Regions from separate parts of the Homo sapiens genome. Here region 2 is linked to region 1. Evidence: chromatin loops called from intact Hi-C (ENCODE). Cell type or tissue: A673. All regions are shown on one strand. Links, peaks and the distances in the headings refer to the core of each region. The heading gives the core; the rest is flanking DNA.

Evidence for each region. A loop is a pair of places that touch in the nucleus more often than their neighbours do. Peaks named below come from ENCODE experiments on the same cell type or tissue, not always from the same donor. Only the 100,000 strongest peaks of a DNase experiment are listed, where the experiment ranks them.
Region 2: it touches region 1 in a loop (14-fold over the local background); 19 of 110 quality-filtered maps call a loop at or near these places.

What each region holds. Positions count from the first base shown.
Region 1 is chr7:129,211,182-129,222,879 of GRCh38, reverse strand. It overlaps SMO (smoothened, frizzled class receptor), which reads right to left. Exons shown (of 12, transcript NM_005631.5): 11 at 11,110-11,244; 12 at 9,335-10,856. The coding sequence ends at 10,429. Among named protein-coding and RNA genes, the nearest start is that of AHCYL2, 8.0 kb to the left of the region's middle. RefSeq lists a silencer at 578-872 and enhancers at 4,120-4,169, 5,554-6,142. In A673, for the core only: a CTCF peak has its summit at 4,157 (motif pointing left); a DNase peak (open chromatin) is centred at 4,119.
Region 2 is chr7:129,637,827-129,653,801 of GRCh38, reverse strand. All of the region lies in intron 1 of NRF1 (nuclear respiratory factor 1), which reads right to left. Among named protein-coding and RNA genes, the nearest start is that of NRF1, 34 kb to the right of the region's middle. In A673, for the core only: a CTCF peak has its summit at 8,954 (motif pointing right); a DNase peak (open chromatin) is centred at 9,001.

The sequences.
Region 1 (11,698 bases), core at 2,950-5,449:
CAGCCACTGGACAGCTACTCTTTAGACATCTAGTCTTTGGTGTCACTGTGTTTTGCCTGGCAAGGAGAAGGAAGGAGGCCAGGCATGGTGGCTCACACCTGTAATCCCAACACTTTGGGAGGCCGAGGCGGGTGGATCACTTGAGGTCAGCAGTTCGAGACCAGCCTGGCCAACGTGGTGAAACCCCATCTCTAATAAAAATACAAAAATTAGCCAGGCGTGGTGGCTTCTGCCTGTAGTTCCAGCTACTCAGGAGGCTGAGGCAGGAGAATCCTTTGAACGCAGGAGGTGGAGGTTGCAGTGAGCCGAGATTGCACCACTACACTCCAGCCTGGGCAACAGAGCAAGACTCTGTCTCAAAAAAAAAGAAGGAGAAGGGAGAGAAATCACCTGCCTCGATCTTCTTTCCTGTCCTACTATTTTGGAAATCTGTTCACTCTGTGTGGTTGTCCTGCCTTGAATGGAGGCTCTCATTTCCTGATCTCCAAATTTGTGCCTCACAGTACATGTCGGAAGGCATCTGAGCACTGCCATTTCCACAGAGCTCACAAGACACAAGAGATTCTTAAGTTTTTTCTTCACATTCCGGCTTTCAGAATTTCCTTCCTGTTAAAAAGAAACCAGCCCAGAGCTTCATCCTCCAGCTGTCGGAGCAGAGATTAGCAGCTCTGTAACTGATTTCATTCTTCCCCCTAATGCTCAAGGGAGCTACGGTACAGCCACCTGGCATGTGTTGGAGCTCATAGGCAGCAGCTGCCTACCTGCCACTAGAATTGATTACTGAGAGGATGAATTAATTCTTCAGTGTGATGTGGTTATAAAATATAAGGAGTTAGAGCACTGGAATGAAACTGATACCCTGTTTTATTCCAGTCACCACCACTGATTGGGGCCAACCATCAGGACACATTCTTCAACCTGTTGTCAACTCCATCCCTACATACCTGCTGCTTCTGCCATCCTTGTAGCTGAGGGACACCAGGTACAGTTGAAGATCAAATTACATACTAGAAACAGGGTAATTAAGCACCAGTTTATGAACTATTTAATGAAATATTTGGACTACAGGTCTTCTTCCTTCACCCGGCTCATTCAGCTTCCAGAACGCTGGCAAGCAGGAATGTAACGTCCATGCAGGACATTGGTATAAAAAAGAATTTCTTTTTTTCTTTTTCTTTTTTTTTTTTTGAGATGGAGTCTCGTGCCATCGCCCAGACTAGAGTGCAGTGGCATGATCTCGGCTCACTGCAACCTCTGCCTCCTGGGTTCAAGCAATTCTCCTGCCTCAGCCTCCCGAGTAGCTGGGACTACAGGCACGTGTCACCACACCCGGATAATTTTTTGTATTTTTAGTAGAGACGGGGTTTCACCATGTTAGCCAGGATGGTCTCAATCTCCTGACCTCGTGATCTGCCCGCCTTGGCCTCCCAAACTGCTGGGATTACAAGCCTGAGCCACCGCGCCCGGCCAATAAAGAAGAATTTCTTGGCCAGGCACGGTGGCTCACACCTGAAATCCCAGCACTTGGGAGGCCAAGGCGGGCAAATCACGAGGTCAGGAGTTTGAGACCAGCCTGACTAACATGGTGAAATCCCGTCTCTACTAAAATACACAAATTAGCTGGGTGTGGTGGCACACGCCTGTAGTCCCAGCAACTCGGGAGGCTGAGGCAGGAGAATTGCTTGAACTTGGGAGGCAGAGACTGCAGTGAGCTGAGATTGCGCCACGGCACTCCAGCCTGGGCAACAGAGCAAGACTGTGTCTCAAAAAAAAAAAAAAAAAAAAAGAAGAATTTCTCTGAGGTATCTGACCAATCCAAGAGAGAAAACAAAGATACTAACATTGAGAGTTTCCAAAGGAAATAAGCCAGCCAGATCACCCGCCCTGAAGACCATACTCATGTTCACAGAGCTTCCGTGAACAATTTAGTGTCACATTCTTAAGTATGAACAGACAACCAAAGTCACCAGACATATGAAGAAAACTTTGGTTTTTTGTTTCGAGACAGAGTCTCACTCTTGCTGCCCAGGCCAGAGTGCAGTGGCATAATCATAGCTAACTGCAACCTCTGCCTCCTGGGCTCAAGCAATCCTCCCACCTCAGCCTCCCAAGTAACTGGAACTACAGGTTTGCACCACTACACCTGGCTAATTAAAAAAAAATGTTTTTGGTAGAGTAGGGCTCTTGCTATGTTGCCCAGGCTGGTCTCGAACTTCTAGTTGTTTTTTTTTTTTTGGAGACGGAGTCTCGCTCTTGTTGCCTAGGCTGGCGTGCAGTGGCGCAATCTCGGCTCACTGCAACCTCCGCCTCCCAGGTTCAAGCAATTCTCCTGCCTCAGCCTCCCGAGTAGCTGGGACTAAAGGCACCCACCACCATGCCGAGCTAATTTTTCATATTTTAGTAGAGACGGGGTTTTACCATGTTACCCAGGCTGGTCTCAAACTTCTGAGCTCAGGCCATCTGCCTGCCTTGGCCTCCCAAAGTGCTAGAGTTACAGGCATGAGCCACCGTGCCCAGCCTGTTTTTTTGTGGTTTTTTGTTTTTTGTTTTTTTTTAGATGGAGTCTCACACAGTTGCCCAGGCTGGAGTGCAATGGCAGGATCTCGGCTCACTGCAACCTCCGCCTCCCAGGCTCAAGCGATTCTCCTCCCTCAGCCTCCCGAGTAGCTGGGATTACAGGCACGCATTACCACATCCAGCTGATTTTTTTTTTATTTTGAGTAGAGATGGGGTTTCACCATGCTAACCAGGCTGGTCTTGAACTCCTGAGCTCGTGATTCACCCACCTCAACCTCTCAAAGTGCTGTGATTACAGGTGCTAGCCACTGTGCCCAGGCTTGCTTTCCTTTTGAGCAGCGGGGAGAGTGGGGTGGGGTATTGGTCAAAGGGTACTTTAGCTAAATCTGTTATACTTTTCTTTAAAAAAAAAAAAAGATCTGAAGCAAATATGATAAAATGATAAAAAGTTGATAATTCTGAGTGGTGGGAATATGAGTGTTTATTAGGTTGTTCTTTGTACTTTTCTATATCGTTTCAATTTCTTAAAAACAAAAGTAGGCTGGGCATAGTGGCTCATGCCTATAATCCCCACACTTTGGGAGCCCAAGGCAAAAGATCACTTTGATGCCAGGAGTTCAAGACCAGCATAGGCAACATGACCAGACCCTGTCTCTAAAAAAAATTTGTTTTTAATAACATTTGTCTGGCATGATGGTACATGCCTGTAGTTGTAGCTACTTGGGAGGCTGAGGCCGGAGGATCCTTTGAGCCCAGGAGTTTGAGGCTGTAGTGGGCTATGATTGCACCACTGCCCTCCAACCTGGGCAACAGAGCAAGATTCTGTCTCTAAAAATAAAAATAAAAAAGCAGGCAGAGGCTGAACACGGTGGCTGATGCCTGCAATTTCAGCACCTTGGGAGGCCAAGGCAGGAAGATCACCTGGGCCGAGACCAAGTTGGAGACCAGCCTGGACAACATAGTGAGACCCCATCTCTACAAAAAATAAAATTAGGCTGGCATGGTGATGTGCACCTGTAGTCCCAGCAGCTTGGGAGGCTGAGGCAGGAACATCGCCTGACCCAGGAAATTGAGGCTGCAGTGAGCCGAGATTGCATCACTGCACTCCAGCCTGGGCAACAGAGTGAGACCCTGTCTCAAAAAAAAAAAAAAAAAAAAAAAAGAAGACAGAGGAACAACACTCCAGCATGGGCAACAGAGTGACACCCTGTCTCAAAAAAAAAAAAAAAAAAAAAAAGCACAGAGGAACAAAGATGGGCAGTGGACAGACTGCTTTAAGGAAGCTGGAACAAACAGAGGCAAGGCCAGCTGAATTTGAAAGAATGGTAAGAGGCCCAATGAGGCAGCTGAGGGCAGAGCCTGTGATGAGGGGCACGCATGGGGAGCTGTGTTTTCAGGGCAACAGCATAGCAGGGAGTCCCCCAAACTGGGAGTCCCACAAACCAGGCTCCCCTTGGATCCTGAGGGGTTTCTTTGGGGATCTCACTCAGGAGCTTTTGGTAGAAGGGTGGTTACTGTTGTTCAGTCCTGAGATTGATGCTCCCGTAGGGATACTACTGGAAGATTTCTTGGTTGTGGGAGTGTCCATGGTGCTGGACATCTGCATTCACAAAGGTGGGCTCACATTGCCCCCTAGTGGCCACAGAGTCTCTGCACAAATGTCACATTTCTCAGCTGTTTTTTTGGAGACAGGGTGGTGCTTGCTGTAGCCCAGCGCCCAGGCTGGAGTGCAGTGGTGCATTCTCGGCCAGCCTTGACCCTCGCGGGCTCAAGCAGTCCTCCTACCTCAGCCTCCCGAGTAGCTGGGACTATAGGCATGCACCGCCACGTCTGGCTAATTTATTTTTTGTAGAGACACAGTTTCGCCATGTTGGCCAGCCTGGTCTCAAACTCCTGGACTCAAGTGATTCTCTCGCCTCAGCCTCCCAAAATGCTGGGATTACAGACGTGAACCACAGTGCCTGGCCTATTTCTCAGCTTTTAAGGCCCAGATTGAACTCCCCTTTCACCCCATCTCCCATCCTTTACATAAGTAATCCCACTAAAGAAAGGATAGAAGGAGGGAGGAAAACTAGTAGTCAACTGTCTTTGGAGATGAAAAGAAGAACATTGTAACACTCCCCTTTGTTTCAGAAAAGATCCTTAAACAGCACTGATAACTTTCATTATTTTAAATACTGTTGTTGATAAAGGCTAAAAAATAGCTGTAACAATGCTAAGGGAAGCAGTAACGGCCGGGAAGAACAAGAAGAGCAGGTGTAAGAGGATGTGGGATGGCCAGAGGGAACATAAACCAGGAAACCTGGATAGAGAGAAAAATCAAAGGCGGGATTAAGCGTGGAAAGAGCCTGGACACTAGTCAGGAAGAGCCTGGACCTAGTGTCTGTCACTCACTAGCTGCGGGGTAGCAAGCAAGTCATTTTGCTTCACTGAGCTTATATTTTCCAATTAAAATGGCAACAACTGGCTGGGCTCAGTGGCTCACGCCTGTAATCCCAGCACTTTGGGAAGCCAAGGCAGGTGGATCACCTGAGGTCGGGAGTTTGAGACCAGCCTGACCAACATGGAGAAACCCTATCTCTACTAAAAATACAAAATTAGCCAGGTGTGGTGGTACATGCCTGTAATCCCAGCTACTTGGGAGGCTAAGGCAGGAGAATCACTTGAACCCTGGAGGTGGAGGTTGTGGTGAGCTGAGATCACACCATTGCACTCCAGCCTGGGCAGCAAGAGTGAAACTCTGTCTCAAAATACTTAAAATAAAATAAAATAAAATGGCAAAAACTGCAATGACTTTTGCATCAACCTAACACATAAAATGAGCTCCTCTGATTGGTTTATTATTCTCTGAATTAAACAAGAGACAGTGGAGCACCATGGCTAAGTGCCCACTGGAGCCAACAAAATGCCAGCATTTCCACTTACTGTGTGGTCTTGGGCAAGCTACTGAAACTCTCTGTGCCTCAGTATCTTGAGGGGTGTTAACAGAGCCTCACAGGTCTGAATCTGTGAAATTTGATGAATTAATGTACACAAAGTGCTTAGAGAAGTACCCGGCAAGCATACACTAAGAGTTGGCATTTTTTTTTTTTTTTTTTGGATTTATTGATCATTCTTGGGTGTTTCTCGGAGCGGGGGATGTGGCAGGGTCATAGGATAATAGTGGAGAGAAGGTCAGCAGATAAACACGTGAACAAAGGTCTCTGGTTTTCCTAGGCAGAGGTCCCTGCGGCCTTCTGCAGTGTTTGTGTCCCTGGGTACTTGAGATTAGGGAGTGGTGATGACTCTTAACGAGCATGCTGTCTTCAAGCATCTGTTTAACAAAGCACATCTTGCACTGCCCTTAATCCATTTAACCCTGAGTTGACACAGCGCATGTTTCAGAGAGCACGGGGTTGGGGGTAAGGTTATAGATTAACAGCATCCCAAGGCAGAAGAATTTTTCTTAGTACAGAACAAAATGGAGTCTCCTATGTTTACTTCTTTCTACACAGACACAGTAACAATCTGATCTCTCTTTCTTTTCCCCACATTTCCCCCTTTTCTTTTCGACAAAACCACTATCGTCATCATGGCCCGTTCTCAATGGTCGCTGTCTCTTTGGAGCTGTTGGGTACACCTCCCAGACAGGGCAGCCGGGCAGAGGCGCTCTTCACCTCCCAGACGGGGCAGCCGGGCAGAGGCGCTCCTCACCTCCCAGACGAAGGGGGGCCAGGCAAAGGCGCTCCTCACTTCCCAGACGGGGTGGCGGCTGGGCAGAGGCGCTCCTCACATCCCAGACGGTGGGTGGCTGGGCAGAGGCGCTCCTCACATCCCAGATGATGGGCGGCTGGGCAGAGGGGCTCCTCACTTCTCAGACGGGGCAGCTGGGCAGAGGCGCTCCTCAGTTCCCAGATGGGGTGGTGGCCGGGCAGAGGCACTCCTCACATCCCAGATGATGGGCGGCCGGGCAGAGGTGCCCCTCACATCCCAGACGATGGGCGGCCAGGCAGAGACGCTCCTCACTTCCTAAACGGGGTGACGGCCGGGCAGAGGTGGTCCCCACTTCCCAGACAGGGTGGCGGCCAGGCAGAGGTGCTCCTCACTTCCCAGACGGGGCGGCCGGGCATAGGCACTCCTCATATCCCAGACGGGGCGGCCGGGCAGAGGGGCTCCTCACATCCCAGACGATGGGCGGCCAGGCAGAGACGCTCCTCACTTCCTAGATGGGGTGGTGGCCGGGCAGAGGCTGTAATCTTAGCACTTTCGGAGGCCAAGGCAGGCGGCTGGGAGGTGGAGGTTGTAGCAAGCTGAGATCATGCCACTGCACTCCAGCCTGGGCAACATTGAGCATTGAGTGAGCGAGACTCTGCAATCTCAGCACCTCGGGAGGCCGAGGTGGGCAGATCACTCTAGGTCAAGAGCTGGAGACCAGCCCAGTCAACACGGCGAAACCCCGTCTCCACCAAAAATACAAAAACCAGTCAGGCGTGGCGGCACGCGCCTGCAATCCCAGGCACTTGGCAGGCTGAGGCAGGAGAATCATGGGAGCCTGAGGTAGGGAGGTTGCAGCGAGCTGAGATCACGGCAGTACAGTCCAGCCTCGGCAACAGAGGGCGACCGAAGAAAGAGAGAGGGAGAGGGGCAGGGGGAGGGGGAGGGGGAGGCTTTTTTTTTTTTCTGAGACAGAGTCTTGCTGTGTTGCCCAGGCTAGAGTACAGTGATGCAGTCACAGCTCACTGCAGCCTCCAGCTCCTGGGCTCAAGCAATCCACCTCAGACTCCCAAGACCTGGGACCACAGGCACACAACCACGCCCCGCTAATTTTTTAATCTTTTGTAGAGATGGGGGTCTCATTTTGTTGCCCAGGCTGGTCTCAAACTCTGGGCTCAAGCAGCCCTCCTGCCTCGGCCTCCCAAGGTGCTGGAATTTCAGGCATGAGCCACTGTGCCCAGCCAAGAGTTAGCTATTATTAATACACATGTAAAGTGCCTAGGAATACAATCCGTGGGTTAGTATTCCCTTTCCCCTTCTCCTGGAATCTGGCCATGGTCAAAATGCGGTGTCCTCATCACATGAGCAGCATTCAAAGACTACTCCTGGCTGGGCGCAGTGGCTCACGCCTGTAATCCCAGCACTTTGGGAGGCCGTGGCGGGCAGATCACGAGGTCAGGAGATTGAGACCATCCTGGCTAACATGGTGAAACCCCGTCTCTACTAAAAATACAAAAAATTAGCCGGGCGTGGTGGCGGGCACCTGTAGTCCCAGCTACTTGGGAGGCTGATGCAGGAGAATGGCATGAACCAGGGAGGCAGAGCTTGCAGTGAGCCGAGATTGTGCCACTGCACTCCAGCCTGGGCGACAGGGAGACTCTGTCTCAAAAAAAAAAAAAAAATTAGGCCGGGCGCAGTGGCCCACATCTGTAATCCCAGCACTTCAGGAGGCCAAGGCGGGCGGATCACCTGAGGTCAGGAGTTTGGGACCAGCCTGGCCAACATGGAGAAACCTTGTCTCTACTAAAAATACAGAAACTAGTGGGGTGTGGTAGTGCGCGCCTGAAATCCCAGCTACTTGGGGGGCTGAGGCAGAAGAATCGCTTGAACCAGGGAGGCAGAGGTTACAGTGAACTGAGATGGCACCACTGCACTCCAGCCTGGGCGATGGAGCAAGGCTCATTCTCAAAATAAATAAATAAATAAATAAATAAATAAATAAATAAACAAACAAAAATTAGCTGGGCATGGTGGCACACGTCTGTAATCCCAGCTACTCGGGAGGCTGAGGCAGGAGAAATTCTTGAACCCAGGAGGCGGAGGTTGCAGTGAGCTGAGATTGTGCCACTGCACTCCAGCCTGGGCAATAGAGTGAAACTCTATTTCAACAACAAAAAAGAGTACTCCCCAAACAAGCCTGGTCTGTACTCCACAATACCCGCCAGGTCTGTGGGCACCAGCCCCTTTGCTACACAGACCTCCTTCTCTCATAATCCTGAGCCCTTGCACCCCAGTTCCCAGTCTTCTACTGATTATCTCATTGGAGGAAGTGGGGCTAACAGGCTTCCCTGACTGGCCAGGGGAGGAAGCTGTGGATCAGAATGCGTCTAGCCCAATGGACGTCCCTGGTAGAAGAAAGAGGCCCCCAGAGATGAGGTCCAGGAATGCCTCGAGGAGTCCTGCCCATCTCCACTCCCATCAGGCAGACACCATCACCCCAGGGGAAGCTGCATGCCTGTGCTCAATTATCTTGTGATCACTGCTCCGCGAGGCAGCCGTGGTCACAGAAGAGCTTTTGTTCATATAGAGCCGACTGGCTCAGGTGGACAGCCAGCACATGAGGGCGCCATCAGCCTGACATCTGACTGTCAGCCGTGGCCACATTAGCACAAAGCTCTTGGCCTTTCAGAGCACCCTCGGGAAGATGGGGAAGACCAAAAAGATTGGGACCAAGACAAGGTAAGGAGGCCAGGATCGGAGCCCATAGAAGAAAGAACGCACTAGCTGGGCGCGGTGGCTCACGCCTGTAATCCCAGCCCTTTGGAGCCCGAGGCGGGTGGATCACTTGAGGTCAGGAGTTCGAGACCAGCCTGGCCAACATGGTGAAACCCCCTCTTTACTAAAAATACAAAAATTAGCTGGGTGTGGTGGCAGGCACCTGTAATCCCAGCTACTCAGGAGGCTGAGGCAGAATTGCTTGAACCCAGGAGACGGAGGTTGCAGTGAGCCAATATCATGTCACTGCACTCCAGCCTGGGGGATAGAGTGAGACTTTTATCTCAATTAAAAAAAAAAAAAAGAGAGAGAAAGAAAAAGAAAAAAAAAAGGAAAAACACACCAAGAGTTTATACAAAAACCTTTTATTGACTGTATTTCTTCTCCCCATAACCTGGAACCCAGCCAGCATCTATGGCTTCCTGCTGTCTGATTCTTGAAAGTGGGGCCTTGGGAACATGTTTGGAGGCTATGGAAGGTGGGAATCTCCTCACCCACCGGCTATGCAGGTTGAAGGAAGCTTTCTTGCCTGGCTGAAGCTACGGCAGCTTCCCAGGGTAGCCCCTCAAGTCTAGAGGACCCATCCCCCACTAAATGGGTGTGAGGAAGAGATGATGCATCTTTCAGAGGCTTTGTCACTCACTGCTCCTATCCCACTCCAGACTGAGGCCCTAGAGCTGAACCAGTCTCTCCTGTGGAGATGGGGCCCAGCAGCGAGGGGAGGGGGTTAGAGGTGAGTGTGTGCAGCAGCTCTGGGTCCTCATCAACAAAAAGGAAACGCAAAGAGGTTGGCACCGCTGAAACTGAACTGAAATGGAACAGAAGAAGGAGGATATAGGAGAACAAAAGATGGGTTTGGGGTAGTGCCACCTATTAAGAGAGGACATGGCCCCTGTGGGAGCAGGTCCTTCCAGCCCCACAAACACCTGGGAGAGGAATACGGTGCCCTGGCCCTACTTAGACAAAGGACTAATGACACAGTCAACACTTTTGGACTGAGACTGCCAGGAAAGGGCACCCATCAGCCCAGAAAACGGCAGCCAGCCCTCATCTGCCAGACATAGGCTAGGCTGCCTCCCTGGCCACCAAAGCCCACTCTGGGAACTGTCACCTCTGCCTCCACCGTTCCTGCCCCACCACAAGCTCTGCATACCCCCTGCCCCGATGGAGCAGATGCTGCCAACCAGGCTGCAGCTGGCAGGGCAGAAACAAGGACCCTGAGCTCCAGGGCCCTGTCCCTGGGGTGAGGCCTCCCCATGGAGATGTTAGGCTCTTTCCCACAGTCCTGCTGCTTTGAGCCAGACATCCAGAACTCTCTTCGGAGGGCAGTCAGCCCACAGGTTCTCTGGAAGACGGGATCCTAGGGAAGCATGCTCGGTGAGGAAGAAGAGCCTTGAAGGTATTGGTTCCTCTCTTTCCTGTCCCAGGTCCTGCTCTGCAGGCTCAGAAGTCCGAGTCTGCATCCATGAGTTCTGTGTCCATCAGGTTGGTGCGGGAGTGAATAGGCCCCAGGCCCTGTCGGCGGCCATGAGCCCATGCCACGGGGGCCGGTGCACTGGGCAGAAATGGATCCTGAGGGGGACTGGGCTCTGGGCAGAATGGGTTGGAGACCAGGGTCCACGCTCCCTGTCGGCAAGAGTCCCCAGCTCCCCAGGCACCTGCAGCCACCAGGCATTTCTGCCGGGGCAGCTGAGGCAGTCGAGGAATGGTACTGGGGGCAGGGGCAGGGGGGTGAAGCTCAGGGGGCGGCGCCAGCGGGCACACCTCCTTCTTCCTCTTCCTCCTCTTCTTCTTCCGGCCCAGGCGCTTCTGCAGCTCTGGGGAGATCTCTGCCTCAACCAGCCACAGGTTGGCTTGTTCCTCTGGGGGCACTGACAGGAGGAGAGACAACACGAGCCTGGGGCCCTGGCTCTGTCCATGCCACCCCCGCTCCCCTGGGAGCACTTAACCTGTTAGTTCTGGGGCCCAGGTCTCTAGACTCTTAGAGCCTCAGCCCCACTCTTCAGATCCTCTGGGGCCTTTCCTTCCTCTTCCTCCTCCTCCGACAGCCCCTGTACTCCAGTCCCAGAAGCCCCCAGCCTCTGTGCTCCCCCCACCTTCCTCCAGAAGCTTGAACTCTCATACCTGGAGTTGCCACAGGGGTGACAGAAATATCCTGGGGCAGTATGGCTCCTCTCCGAGCCACCATCTTGGTGACATGCTGGGCCCAGGCAGAGGAGACATCAGCTGAGGGCTCATTGAGGTCAAAGGCCAAGCCCGCTGTGGGAATGGAAGGAAGGAAAGGAGAAGGAATAGTGACTTCCCGGTCCCTGGCAGTGCCTCCCATAGTCAGTGCCATTCATCTTCCCACAGCCAGTCCCTCCTGCTCACCAGAGAAAGCTCACCCTGTAACCACGGTGATCTCTACCCCTTCAGAATCTGAAGAGAAGGGCCTCACGTCCCCAAAGGGCCTAACTGGAGGCCAGAAATCCAGTTCTTGGAACCCTGACTTACTCTTGCCCAGGGAGAGCAACTGGAGAATTTATGAGAAGGGAGAGGGAGGGGAGTCTTCTTGGAACCCAAGCACCGGCAAGCAGACCCAGGGGCAGAAACAGAGAGGGGAGAGCCCCCCAGAGGGTAGGAGGGGCCGGGGGAAGAATGGGTGTGTGAGCGATGGAGGGAGCGCCTTGCTCCTCACAGTCGGTCTTCCAAATAATCTGTGTGCCCCCAGCAG
Region 2 (15,975 bases), core at 7,675-10,174, 430 kb before region 1:
CTATGAGAAAATGTAGAAGAAGCTTAAATGCATATTGCTAAGTGAAAAAAGCCAATCTGAAAAGGCTACACACTTATGATTCCAATTACATGGCCTTCTGGAAAAGCAAAACTATGGGGACGGTAAAAAGATTAGAGGTTGCCAAGGATTGGGGGAAGGGAGGGATGAACAGGCGGAGCATTTTCAGGGCAGTGAAACTACTCTGTATGATACAATAATGGTGGATATGGGTTATACATTTGTTCAAATCCATAGAATGTACAATACCATGAGGGAACCCTAATGTAAACTATGTAATGTACAATACCATGAGGGAACCCTAATGTAAACTATGGACTTTGGGTAATAATGACGTGTCAATGTGGGCTCATCAATTGGAACCAAATGTACCACTCTGGTGCAGGATGTTGATAGTGGGGGAGGCTGTGCAAGTGTAAGGAAGAGAAGTATATGGGAATTATCTGTATCTTCCACTCAATTTTGCTGTGAACTTAAAACTGCTATAAAAAATACAGTTTTATTTAAAACCAATTTTTAAAAAAAGGAAATTCTGACTCATGCTACAACATGGATCAACCTTGAGGATATTCTGCTCAGTGAAATAAGCCAGCCACAAAAAAGAACAAATACTGTATGATTCTACTTATGTGAGGCACCTAGAGTAGTCAAATTCATAGAGACAGAAAGTAGACTATTAGTCGCCAGGGGCTGGGAGTACAGAGTTTCAGTTCTGCAAGATAAAGAGTTCTGGAGATTGGCTGCACAACAGTGTGAATGTACTTAACATTACTGAACTATATGCCTAAAAATGATTATGATGGTAAATTTATTGTTATGTATATTTTACAACTAACTTTTTAAAATTACCCTATATACCAGTGTAATTTCTGTGCAAAGAAGTGACTAATCTGGCCGGGCGCGGTGGCTCACGCCTGTAATCCCAGCACTTTGGGAGGCCAAGGCAGGCAGATCACGAGGTCAGGAGATCGAGACCATCCTGGCTAACATGGTGAAACCCTGTCTCTACTAAAAAAATACAAAAAATTAGCCGGGAGTGGTGGCGGGCGCCTGCAGTCCCAGCTACTCGGGAGGCTGAGGTAGGAGAATGGCGTGAACCCGGAAGGCGGAGCTTGCAGTGAGATGCGCCACTGCACTCCAGCCTGGGCGACAGAGCGAGACTCCGTCTCAAATAAATAAATAAATAAAAATAAATTTTAAAAAAGGAAGAAGTGACTAATCTTACAGGAGAATAATATAACCAGCCTGTATTATCTTTATTAAAAATCTTGTATATTATTTGATTATTTTAAAAAATAAATTCTTTTAAGAATAACAAACTCTTGAAGGTAAATTGCTGGGTCAAAAGGCATATGTATTTTAAATTTTGATGTATATTGAAAAGCTGAGTGCTTCAGTTGTACACTAACACTATCTCTACTTGTATTAATACAAACCCACATGAACATATACACACATTTAAAATTTGACTATCATGTAACAGTATACAGCACTACACATCTGGAGTTTACCAAAAAATGTCAACCACATAGATATAGAAATATGACCTCTATGGCTGCATGTAAAAGAACATAATTATTTATTTATGTAAAATTTTTCTCTTATTTTGTCCCACTCTACTATAGAAGTCTTTCTCCATCTTGAGATCTTTTGATTCTAAAATCCTTTGTTCCTCTGAGTAACTGCTCTCTTAAACTAATCCTGCTATGTCTTTATTCTTTAGGTGATTTGTTTCTATGTAGATAATCAAATTTTCAATTTTCTGAGGTCTTTGAAAACACAGTAAAATGTGAACATTTGGAAAATCTGGGTAAAGGGTACATGAGAATTCTTTGTACTATTCTTGCAACTTTTCCCAAAGTCTGAAATTATGGCAAAATTAGAAAAGAATTTTTAAGCTACCTGATAAGCTACCCTTCCATATCCTGTTTTATGTGAGTTTCAGAATATCCAAGGGAATATATCCTAGCCCCCAGATTTGTACTACTCTAAAACAATTTAACACACTAAGTCACACAATTGAATATAATATATGAGAGAAAGATACCATTAAAATGCTATTTTTCCATCCATTTCACTGTTCTTCGAGACAAACTGCTTAGGGCATTTTAGAATTCTGGGTACTTCAGAATTATTTTTAAATGATTTGGGATTAGATGGCACCTAACTGCTTTTCAAAGGGATTTGTAGGCTATGCGCTTGGCATAATGGATTTCAATTCTTTGCTCCAGAATGCAGTTCACAGCATGAATCAATAGGGCTGTCTGCTTCACAGGCTTGCCATTTCTGCCCAGAGCCTCATCTCTTTCCACCTCTCTCCCTCTCCCATTCTTTGGCCTCTCTAACCATTTTTTTTTTTTTTTTGAGACAGAGTCTCACTCTGTTGCCCAGGCTGGAGGGCAGTGGTGTGATCTTGGCTCACAGCAACCTCTGCCTCCTGGGTTCAAGCAATTCTCGTGCCTCAGCCTCCCAAGTAGCTAGGATTACAAGTGCACCACCAAGCCCAGCTGATTTTTGTATTTTTAGCAGAGACGGGGTTTTACCATATCAGCCAGGCTGGTCTCAAACTCCTGACCTCAGGTGATCCATCTGCCTCGGTCTCTCAAAGTGCTGGGATTACAGGCTTGAGCCACCGCACCCGGCCTCTCTAACCATTTTTATTCAGCACACCCTGTGAAAAGCAAAGGCAAAGGTATTTCTGACTTCTTTTAACTAGAGTGGGATACTTATGAATGATACTTACAATGTTTCCATAAAATCATAAAAGAAGCAGGTTGGTTAATGCCAGATATGACTGATATGACATATGACATATTGCTGGACATCATCAGACCCCACTCTCCCAAGTCAATTTAGTGAAGCATTTTAGCTTTCCTCCATGAGGAGTTAGATTCCCTGGATAGCTAAAGTGATGTGAACTGTCAATAGGTAAAAATATATTAAATATTCTCTATTTTATAAAACAGCACAGTCTATCACCAAGATATCCAGAACCCCTGGACAAGTTACTCAACCTCTAAGCTACAATTCTATCATTTTTTTTAAGTGAAAAAAAAAATGACTACCTATTCGCAAAAGGATGATATGAGGATTAAATGAGATAACCCAGATAAAGTGAGGAACACAGTGCCCAGCAATAAGTGCCTGACATTAATTATGATGATGCCAGAATCTCTATGTCTTCCCGATTCTACCCTTCTTGACTCATTACTTGACTAGTCTCACAAGCACTGGGCCTCAATTTCTTCATTTCTAAATCAGACAGTCATCTCTGAGGATGGTTTTCTTAACTGTGTAAGAGACTGAATCAGGCATCTAAAAAGCCCTATATTAACTCCAGCAACTGAAATATTGTTCTCCTAGACATAAAATAAAGAAACTATAGGAAACCAAGGCCCCTAGCATAATTTCACAACAGTGCACAAAATGAAGAGGCAGCAGATGGACTTGAGAGTGATTCCTCTGAACTGATATAAAAAGTAAGACGAAAGCGCCGGCAATACATAATGACCTGTGACTCAACACCACATTCAAATAAAACAGCATACCTATCACCCAGAGCCAGTGGTGTTCAGCAGATTAGTCAATACTTCATTTAAAAAAAAAAAAAAGGAAAAAGAAAAAAAATTCCCCCAAGCAATAACTTAACATGGTAACAATTTTACTAAAATCTTTCTTACCCTGGATCATCACCTGGGGTGCAATATATCCTTCATCTAAAGGTCCTTCTTGGCCGGACACAGTGGCTCACACTCGTAATCCCAGCACTTTGGGAGGCCAAGGTGGGAGGATTGCTTATGTCCAGGAGTTCGAGACAAGCCTGGGCAACATAGGGAGACCCCCTCTCTACAAAAAATGAAAAATTAGCTGGGCATGATGGCACATGCCTATAGCCCCAGCTACTCAGGAGGCTAAGGCAAGAGGATTGCTTGAGCCTGGGAGGACAAGGCTTCAGTGAGCCAAGATCGCACCACTGCACTCCTGTGTGAGTGACAGAGTGAGACCCTCTCTCTTAAAAAAAAAATTAAATTAAAAAGTCCTTCTTTATAATATAAACTACAAGAGGTTGGGGTAGGGGTACTCTCTGGTACAGAAGAGCTGCTACTTTTGTCCCTCTAGGCCAGTATGGGTGGGTTAGTGGAAGAAAACACAGAAAAAGATTGTCTTGGCCCAGAGCACCCTGGTACTTGTAGTCAATAATACCTAAGGAGCTACTGGAATTTGAAGGAAATGTCCAAGGGAGTTAAATTTAGTCTAATCCACACATAATGGATGAGATTAAGTGTAGAGTATTTTAAAAATCAAAGCAGAAAGAAAAGCAGGCCAGGAAATCTAATCAAAGTGTAACTAAATGTAAAAGAAAGCATTAGTCTAATCAATAGCATTATCATATCAAAAGAAAAACCACAAGAACTGCCTAAGGGAAAATCTGACACCTAGCCTCAGTCTACAGTCCAAACCCGGGGTGGGGTGGGGGGAACCTAGGCTGGCTCAACTTACATTCTTGAACATATCCAGAATATAAACTGCATAACTAGGATAGAAATTTTACCCTTTCTCAAGAAGCCTAAAGAAGCCTAAAGTCAACTATAGGGTTTGCTCCTCAGGGGGACACTAGGGTAATGGATGGAAATCTCACCACAGCAGTAAAAATTAAAAACAATTCCACAGCTCAAGTCAGAGTGAAAATAGAATCAAAGTAAAATGTGGCTTAATTGTGAGTAAAAATGGAACATAAGAAAAGAAAAATCCATTTGACCTAGGATAATTCTCTTTCAAAGAGTGTATGAGTGATGATATCAGACATGGAAAGAAAAAAAATACCCTCCCACACCACTGGGCTCTACAGTTGAAAAAAAAAAAAAATGAAGCTATAGTTGTACATGTAGTTCCATCTCCAGACCCCGACTACAGACCAAAATACAGAAAATGAAATATAATACAAAACAGCAGGTAAAAGTTATGAACCATGACAATGAAAAAGCAAAGATAAGGCTGACAGAAATTTGGAGGCGGGAGAGGGACAGAAAGGTGGAAGAATGGCTAGGAGTATAGAGTATTAATATCCTATCCTTACATGGTGAGGGAGTCAGGAGACATTATTAGCAGGAGATGGAAACAGTATTACAATGTAACTATCAAAAGTACAAGGGAAAGGAAAAGTACTAAAAAAATAAGTACCTTATATTCCATAAAAGAAAGTCAAGCTGGGTGTGGTGGCTCACGCCTGTAATCTCAGCACTTTGGGAGGCTGAGAAGGGCGGATCACGAGGTCAGGAGGTAGAGACCATCCTGGCTAACACGGTGAAACCCCGTCTCTACTAAAAATACAAAAAGTTAGCCGGGCGTGGTGGCGGGCACCTGTAGTCCCAGCTACTCGGGAGGCAGAGGCAGGAGAATGGCGTGAACCCGGGAGGCGGAGCTTGCAGTGAGCCGAGATTGTGCCACTGCACTCCAGCCTGGGCGACAGAGCGAGACTCCTTCTCAAAAAAAAAAAAAAAAAAAAAAAGTCAATAATGCCCATTTGATAAATCAAGAAATAGTGGTATAGACATATTATTTAGAGTTATGGAGGCATTACTGTTTGATGATACTATAAACAAAACAGTTAAACTATAAACAAAAAACAGCTAATTGTCTCTGAAAAGTGGGACTCGGGATGGGGAAAGAGTGGCAAAAGACTATTGATTTTTATTGTAAGTCCTTCTATTTCATCTTTTATTATATGAATGTATTACTTTGACTTTTAACAAAATGAGCTTTAAAAACAAATAGCTATGATATAGTCTTCCAAACTGATCCTTTTGAAAATTAAAATTAAATGACATGTTAGAGCAAACTGTCACTAGATAAATAAAGCTCCCTTCTTACGTTAAGAACTGAGAACAGCACAGTTCAAGTTTAGAAGTGGCCTTGCCTTGAGGAAGACAAACTCCTAATTTGCGGCATCTAAAACTAACAAAATTGTATGACTAATCAAATATTTTTCATACCAATAGGTTAACTTTGTAAATATTCCTTAATACTAATAACACGATAATCCAGTTAACAATGATGCTTTTATATAATGCTTAAGAAAAATAAGCTTTGGGCTGGGCGTGGTGGCTCACGCCTGTAATCCCAGCACTTTGGGAGGCCAAGGCTGGGGGATCGCGAGGTCAGAAGTTTGAGACTAGCCTGACCAACATGGTGAAACCCTATCTCTACTAAAAATACAAAAATTAGCCAGGGGTGGTGGCTTTAATTCCAGCTATTCTGGAGGCTGAGACAGGAGAATCACTTAAACCTGGGAGTCGGAGGTTGCAGTGAGCAAAGATCGCACCACTGCACTCCAGCCTGGGCAACACAGCGAGACTCTGTCTCAAAAAAAAAAAAAAAAGCAAGAAAAGAAAAAAAAGCTTTACCACACAACTTCATAATGACTTAGGGATGAGTGGATGATTTTATGAAAATACTGTAAGCGCCAGGCATGGTGGCTCATGCCCGTAATCCCGAGAGGCCAGAGGCGGGCAGATCGCGAGGTCTGGAGTCAGCCGGGCCAACATGGTAAAACCCCGTCTCTACTAAAGATACAAAAAATTAGCCGGACATGGTGGCACATGACTGTAATCCCAGCTACTCTGGAGACTGAGGCAGGAGAATTGCTTGAACCCGGGAGGCGGAGGTTGCAGTGAGCCAAGATCGCGCCACTGCATTCTCCAGCCTGGGCGACAGGGTGCGACTCCATCTCGAAGAAAAAAAGAAAAGAAAATACTGTAAGCTCACTGAAGTCAGGGCTCGGGTCCATAAAGTCTCTATGAATAGATCTATCATAATGTGCTCTTTGATAAATGATTGTGGGTAATCAGCTGCACATTTTAATAACTAAAGCTACACCCAGGCAGTTACAGTTTCTGTAACTCTCCTACAAGGTTATGCTTGCTGTTTATCTCTCTCTCTCCGTCTCACTTCCAAGCCCTGTCTTCTATTCTTGTCAGAGTTGCACTATTCCTCGCTCTGGGGCTGAGCCTGCCAACCATGTTTTCCAGACTTTACTGCCAGTATCCTGTTAGGTTTTGCCTAGGGAGACTGGAAGGGGAGAGAAGAAGGGATTTCTTTGCTGTTTTCATTGTTATAATATCAGCATTGCTCCAGCAAGAGGAGTGTTGCACCTCCCAACTCCAGCTGTGCCTCTTCTCTCCTGGTGGTTGAGTACCAGCTGAATGGCATTCCACTAGGAGATCAGATTACCAGCTGCAGGAGGACCTCTCTGAGCTTCCAGGTTCTTCTCTTCTGTTCCCCCAAACCTAGGGGTGGTAGTGCTTCCTATCTGGATTACCCCAGTGTCTTTTGTGCTCTTTCATCTTGTAACACCTGTGTACCCAGTTCCCAGAATTAAATTATCTGAAATGCCACACATGGTTTTCTAGGCCCCGATTAATACTTAAAGAAGAAAATACATACTTGCATTCAAAATTACTCATACAGTGCTGGTAAGCAGCAATCCGGGATTCTCATACCCTCAATAAAGAAGTGATGTAAAAAATGAAGCCCATTTTTACAAGACTACAATTAGAGTTTCTGTTTTCAGACACTGATGAATCTCAAATTTAATGAATCATTAAAAAGATGCTAAGCTATAGAGTATAAAATGTCTCACAGGCCTGGCGCGGTGGCTCACGCCTGTAATCCTAACACCTTGGGAGGCAGGTGGATCAGCTGAGGTCAGAAGTTCAAGACCAGCCTGGCCAACATGATGAAACCCTGTCTCTACTAAAAATACAAAAATCAGCCGGGTGTGGTGGTACACGCCTGTAGTCCCAGCTGCTCGGGAGGCTGAGGCAGGAGAATCGCTTGAACCCGGGAGGCGGAGGCTGCAGTGAGTTGAGATGATGCCACTGCACTCCAGCCTGGGCAACAAAGTGAAACTGTATCTCAGAATACATAAATACATAAAAATAAAATGCTTCACACAGACAGAAATGGGACACTTAGAAGTGAGAAGGGAGCATAGACAGGAAAGTAGGTGATATCAACACAAACTTATGTTTGTGAGTCTATCTGACCTACTCTTTAAGTCTAACATTCCTGCAAACCTCAAAATCAACATCATAGTACTATACTGTCTCTTCATAGAAATAACACTGACAAACAGAAAATAATTTGTCATATTACTCGATGAATAGATCAGGTTTTTGGAAACCAAAGAAAATGTGGTAGCAATGGTACCTTTGACCTTTATCTACCATCCTAACTCCCTAGCGGACTGCGTAGACCTACTGAAAATCAGTGGTGGGTAATGGCTATCATTTCCAGCATGGGAAAGAGCGATTTAGAGTTACCATTCTTTTTTCTTATTATACAACTGGGCTCAGCATGTACAAGTGTCTGGAGAGTCTCCTCTCCATTCTACCTCATGCCTACTTAAACACATCCTCACTTCTCCGGCGGGGTGGTACAAACTCTGGAACCAGAATACTGTATTCCATTTCTTGCTCTGCCACTTACTAGCAACTTGGAGAAGTTTCATTTGACTTTTTCTGTCTTAGTTGTAACATCTGTCAAATGAAGGAAAATAACAGAATCTACTTCATAGAATTACTGGGGACAAAATGAATTACTATTTGAAAAAGGGCTTAAGGGGACATGGTATATAGTGAGTGCTATATAAGTGTAACTTATTCTTATTCCATGTACAAAGATGAGGACAGCAAAGAAATGTTGAAGGGACAGTTACATGATTTTTTTTTTTTTTTTTACACTGGGTGAAATAATGTTTACAGATCACATTAGGAATTTTGACCATACAAATACCTCTATCATAGAGTTCTTAATCGTTTTTGAATCATAAACTTTCTTGGGGATGGGTGAAAGCTACAGAGCTCCTCCCTAGAAAAATGCTACACATACAGAATTCTCCAAAATATTCCAATCTTCTTCTATTCAAATTATAAATAGACTATGTATTACTAGAACACTAGAGGGTGCCACAAGCAAAGGAAAAAATGTAAAGACAGCATGGGGAATTTTGGCTTGCCGGAACATCTTTCCATAGAGAAGAGTTAAGTCAATGTACTTCATCAAATGCTTAAAATATGTCAACTCTCTTATAGGTTCTGGATTAGCACTGTCTGGTAGAACTTTCTGCAATGATGGAAATATTCTAAATGTGTGCTGTCCAAAACTGTAGCTGGACATGTGGACTACTGACCACATGAGATCATAAGGAATTAAATGTTTAATTTTAATTAATATTAAATGGCCATATGTGGCTTGTGGCTACTATATTGAACAGTGCAGTTCTACATTCTAAAAAGTTTTGACTTGCTTCTTATCACAGGCCATTATCTATCAGTGTGAAGGTAATTTCTAATAGAGTGGGTTCATACAATTATTCAGGCCATTTGTCCCTTGTGATAATTCAGCACTATAGAGACAGAAATAAAGATTGTCAGCGTTTTGTCCTTGCCCTACAGACGTTCACAGTCAAAAGTACGCTGTCTTTTTACTCATTATAGATGACCCTACCTACCTAATTTCCTATGTTTCTTTACTGAAACATCTCTCTAAGCCCCTGGGTTATAAGAGCTTAAAAAATAAATAAGTGTATACTGAAAGACTGAATTAATACAGTTAAGTAAGTAGGCTTTCGCCATTTAAAAAACAAATCCTATTCTAGTGATATTTGCTAAGGGTTAAGGGAGCACAGAGAAGACAAAACTGCAAGGACATGGGGCAGGCATCCTGAAGGAAATGACAGAGTCTACAGTCAGAAGCTCGTCAGGCTCCAGAATGAAAAAAAGGGCACTGCAGGCAGCAGCAACGGCTTGTGAAAGCACATGGCATAGCAAGGGGACATCAATGAACGCGCAGACAGCAGATTCAGGGGGAGTCTGGGGACCAAAGGAACACAGCTCCCAACTGCCTCCACACCAGATTCTTTCTTTACACTGCCATTTAGTCTACTAAAAATAAAGCTAATGCTGACCCACCTGTCAAAATGAAAGCAGTCTATCCACACTGTATAACATCTTGTAGCTTACAACCCTGTGTCTGGCACACTGCCTGAATGAAGTAGGTGCCTAGTGAAGGTTGGTGACAACAATAAAAAAGCATTAGAGAGTGCATTCTCAAATATGTAGACGCTTACCAGAAGCTACACATATCAATAAAAAGCAGGTGAGTTGTTAAAGCTATCCCTGGTTTAGAAAGATGGTGAATAGGAAGTTTGGTCTACCCAAGCATTTGCAACTGGGTCAGAATGCAGCTGGCATGGCTCTTTTTGCAGAATAATTGTTTGTCCACAGCTGCTCCCAAATTACCAAAAATCAAATAAGTAGTTGCCATGTGTGATAGCAGGATTAGAGGCTGCCTCAATTTCCATTATGGAAAAATAACGTAAATTGCCACAAGTCCCGCCCCCCAGTCTCAAATAAGCACAAAGGACACTTTTATTCAGATCCTGCATACTGTGAAACAGCATTGTTGCCTGGCTGCTTCAGTGGCGGGCTCAATTCTGCTGGATCTGTCACTACACAACCAACAGCCAGTTAAAGCTATTTCCTAGCTTCTGCAGGACAGCTCAATTCATGATTTTTCTTCTGAAATAACTGAACTAAGGATTTGTTTCTGGATAAAATTATGAAAGTATTTAAGTGCCAATACCACAGACCTAGGAATCTCTGCTATTCAATCATTCTCTCCTTCATTCAACAAATATTTACTGAATTCTTATCAGGTACTCCTACATTATTGTAGCATGTGTATTCCAAGAAAACCTATGACTGGCAATTCTAATTTTGTATCTCTAAGTTTAAAAAGTGTATTCTCAGCCTGGGTGAAATGGTGAAACCCCATCTCTACTAAAAATACAAAAACCAGCTGCGTGTGGTAGTGCATGCCTGTAGTCCCAGCTACTTGGGAGGCTAAGGTGGGAGGATGGAGTGAGCCCAGGAGGCAGAAGTTGCAGTGACTTGAGATTGCACCACTGTACTCCAGCCTGGAAAACAATGGGACCCTATCTCATTTAAAAAAAAAAAAAAAAAAATTTTTTAAAGAATGTATTCTTTTAGAAGTGACTTGTGTTCTTTGGGGGTAACTGAGAAAATATAGGGGAATTAAAAATAAACACAAATCACTGTAACCTGAGATAGCTACATTACCAAGTTAACTATTTTATGTATATGCTTCCAGCATTTCCCCTGCTAGTTTCTTATACAGTTGGTTTTGTTTCATTGTTTTTAAACAAAAATGAGCCTATATTGTATATACTGTATTACAAATATTTTTTCACTTAATATAGATTAAAATATTCCATGTTATTAACATTTTTGTATCTTTTTTAAATGTCTACAGAGCATTCCCTGTAAGAACATACAGTAGTTTAGTTTACCAATCCTCTGAAGTCATTTAGGTTATTTCCAATTTCTCACTATTATAAATAGCACTGTTAATGATAACTAGTATTCAATAAATATCTCTTGAATAATGAGTAAATAAATGGTTTAATAAGCTGAGTCTTGGCTGGGCGCGGTGGCTCACGTCTGTAATCACAGCACTTTGGGAGGCTGAGGCGGGCATATAACTTGAGGTCAGGAGTTCAAGACCAGCCTGGCCAACTGGGTGAAACCCTGTCTCTACTAAAAAAAAATACAAAAAATTAGCTGGGCATGGTGGCGAGTGCCTGTAATCCCAGCTACTAGGGAGGCTGAGGCAGGAGAATTGCTGGAACCTGGGAGGCGGAGGTTGCAGTGAGCCGAGGTTGTGCCACTGCACTCCAGCCTAGGCAACAGAATGAGGCTCTGTCTCAAAAAATAAAATAAGCTAGGCTGGGTGCGGTGGCTCACACCTGTAATCTCAGCACTTTGGGAGGCTGAGGCGGGTGGATCACAAGGTCAGGAGATCGAGACCATCCTGGCTAACATGGTGAAACTCCATCTCTACTAAAAATACAAAAAATTAGCTGGGCGTGGTGGCACGCACCTGTAGTCCCAACTACTCGGGAGGCTGAGGCAGTAGAATCGCTTGAACCCGGGATGTGGAAGTTGCAGAGAGCCGAGATCACACCACTGCACTCCAGCCTGGGTGACAAAGCGAGATTCCATTTCAAAAAAATAAATAAATAAAAATAAAATAAGCTGAGTCTTTAAGCACATACCAAATTATTTCCTTAGCTTTTAAAAGACATAAACATTTTGAGTAATCGTACACTTATGATTCTGCATATGTTCACAGCAGGCAGAGAAAGCGAATGCAATAAAAACAGCAATCTAAATATAAAGGAAAGCACACAATACTTGGTGGTGAATGGAAGACAGAATAAAAATATTAACCTTTTATAACCTAGACAATATGCAAGTTGAGTACAGGTATCAGAAGGTAGAATATAAAAAGAGGGACGTGAAGGGGGTATTTACAATCCCATTTTCCAAAATGGCAAGTTAAGAGGCCCTACAGGAAGTTGATGGATCAAAAAATTAAAGTTTATCATTTAAAATTATAAAGATAATTAATAAATGACTTTCAAAGTAATATAAATATCAAATAATGACAGGGGTAAAAAAGTGAGTTAAATTCTCATTTTTCACATCAAAAACTTCACAGGTATCATCTAAAGTTGATAAATCAAGGAACAGAAGTCTAAACACATTATTAAGGCTTATGGAAGTAACCACAAGTGAAGCTAAAAACAGAAATAGTGAAAAAGTTTTTAAAGGCTGTCTCTGGATAGTAGGACTGGGATGGCAAGAAAAGGGAAGAGCCAGGAGGCTTATGGTTATTCATCATAAGGTCTCCACGGCTCTGTGATTTGTTAGGATGTACAAATAACACCCTGATGAAGACTGGCTGAAAAATCTGGAACTGTTTACTTTGGTTCCCAAAGATATAATCTTACCTTGATAACTGGTCAAATCCAACTGTCCACAGAGCATTCCTTTAACCAGAGGCAAACCTAAAATGCTTAAGACTTTGGAGACTAGTTTGATGTTCTCATTTTCCAAATTGTGACCAAGAAAGACCCAGTGAGTTACCCAAAGTCACATCTCTAATTGGTGGCAAATCCAAAACTTGAACCCCTATCTCCTGCTTCTCAATCAAGTGTTCCAGCTGCTCCATCAGAGTCCCACCCTTTGTACCCGAGCACAGTCTCCACTCATTATTTGCTTGGGCTCCTTAACTGCTAATGCAAGCTATTATGTATTAATAGCTTAATAATTAAGCTATTAATTAATTAATCTTCAAGCCAAAATTTGGGTTTTACTGGGGGTACGGTAAATTTGGGTTTTGTCTTTTAAGAGACAGGGTCTCACTCAATCACCTAGGCTGGAGTGCAGTGGTGCAATCATGGCTCACTGCAGCCTTGACCTCCTGGGACCCTCCTGCCTCAGCCTCCAGAGTAGCTGGGACTACAGACGGGAGCCACCACGCCCAGCTAATTAAAAAAATTTTTTTGTAGGGACCAGGTCTCACTATGTTGCCAGGCTGGTCTTAAACTCCTGGGCTCATGCGATCCTCCTACCTTGGCCTCCTAAAGTACTTGGATTACAGGCATGAACCACAGCACCCAGCCGTGAATTTGTATTATAAAACGGTATGTGTGTTGAATTGATTTTTCAAATTGTACCTGCAGCCACCCATCCTGGTCCCTCTAATACATCTCCTGCTCCCTCAACCCTCAACCCCACCATCACTGCCTTAGATAATATACAATAGCTACTTTGAGAGTTGATTCCCACAAACTGAGAGGTCTGACAGCATGATTCTCAGCCACAGGAATAAATGCAGTTTATAAAGTTGCCAAAGCAGTCTTGTGAAGCTACAGTATTCTGTGAGCGCCAGAGTGTTCAACTGACTTTATGTTCTTCTTCACCTATATTAAATTGTTTAGCTAACTATCCATTCCCATTTTCAGTAGATGGAAAGAGAAAAATATTACTTTTTTTAAAAAAGGGGGGGCGGAAGAGCGCAGTGGCTCACGCCTGTAATCCCAGCACTTTGGGAGGCTGAGGCAGGCGGATCACCTGAGGCCAGGAGTTCGAGACCAGCCTGGCCAGCATGGTGAAACCCTGTTTCTACTAAAGACACAAAAATTAGCTGGGTGTGGTGGCATGCACCTATAATCCCAGCTACTCGGGAGGCTGAGGCAGGAGAATGGCTTGAACCCAGGAGGTGGAGGTTGCAGTGAGCCCTGAGATCATGCCACTGCACTGCAGCCTGGGCGACAGAGCAAGACTCCATCTCGCAAAAAAAAAAAAAAAAGGGTTGTGGGGACAAGGGGCTGACTTTTTAAGGAAAATGGAGAGTTGGGCACACCATTTCTATGTTTGTATTAAACCAATTTATAAAAATTATTTTAAGTTGAATTTTAAAAGGTATGAAAATCTGTACAAATTATTATTTATATAAATTTAGGAACAAGGAAACAACAAAATGTAAAACTGGAACCACGCCAATTACTGGAAATCAAGTATATATGGAAGAGTCAAGATCAAATAACCAAAATCCCCATAAATTGTCAGGAGTTTGAGAGCAGCCTGGCCAAAATAGTGAAACCCCATCTCTACTAAAAACACAATAATTAGCCAGGCATGGTGGCGCACGCCTATAATCCCAGCTACTCGGGAGGCTGAGAAGGGAGGATCAGTAAAGCCATGGAGGTCGAGGCTGCAGTAAGCAGAGACTGTGTCACTGCACTGCAGCCTGGGGGACAGAGTGAGAACCTGTCCCAAAAAAAATTCCCATATTTACTTTGTGAGTTAATTCATTGAGATAAACTGTATCTTGAATTACTTAGAAAATTAAAGATGCCATATAATCAAAATTAGAGGCACAGTAGTAAGAAGGAAAAAAAATCAAATTAGAATCCTACACAAGGATGTTAAAGTAAAAAAGCATATTATATTTCAAGACTAAAGCAAAATTTAGAAAGTAATTGAACATAAAATTAAAATGCCTTTACCTAAAACTAGGCATAACATCTCCATTTTAGAATTTAAGTCTATAAAAGATATCACTAAACTCACAGAAGGAGGGGAGAAATGCTACCTAAGTTCCTAAAGAAATCAAAACTACCTAAATAACATTTACACTATATTTCCTGTTTAAAAAAACCAATCACCAAAATTTTTCCATGACTACTACCAATGTTGCCATTTACAAGAAGTATAGGCTAGAGAAGAGAATAATTATCCCATAAGAATAAAAAATATTTTTCTCAATACCACTTTCTCAGTGTAATCTTTGATAAAATTCTCAAAAACAGAAGGGGAAAAGAGGCCATCAAATGTAATTTACCATACCCACATTTATCAGCAGCTACTCGGTCCTGGCCACAATGGATGTCCTGCAGCTGGCTGTCAAACCACCAAAAGCTGCTCATCATCCACCTTCCTAGTCTCTTAGAACTAAGCTCACTTGGGTCAAAACAAGTCAACCGTCTTTCTCGCCAGCAGTAATATGCTGGAATAAAGTGTCAAGTATAATTCTGGCTGCCAAGATTTTGTTCTGAAGAACAGACTTGTAACTATGAAAGGGGACATTAAATTAGAGCTATTGTCTGAAAGAAAAGGGCAATCTGTATCTGTAGCTTGACTGGGATAACACAGGTCTTGATCTGTAGTCAAACCAGAGGAAAAGGAAGCAACCAGAAAAAAACACCACATATCACAACCCCCAAAAAGAGTGAACTATTGAAAAAAAAAAAACTGTGCCAGTAGCAATGTACAAAAAAAACTAGAGTCTACTTTAGAATAGACTCCATGTGCTGTGCAACAAGGAATATTAACTCTTGGTACAGAGAAATATCACAGAAGCCTTAAAGCAGAGGTGTCCAATCTTCTGGCTTCCCCAGGCCACGTTGGAAGAATTGTCTTGGGCCACACATAAAATACACTAACACTAACGATAGCTGATGAGCTTAGAAAAAAAAAAACAAAAAATAAAATCACAAAAAAATCTCATAATGTTTTAAGAAAGTTT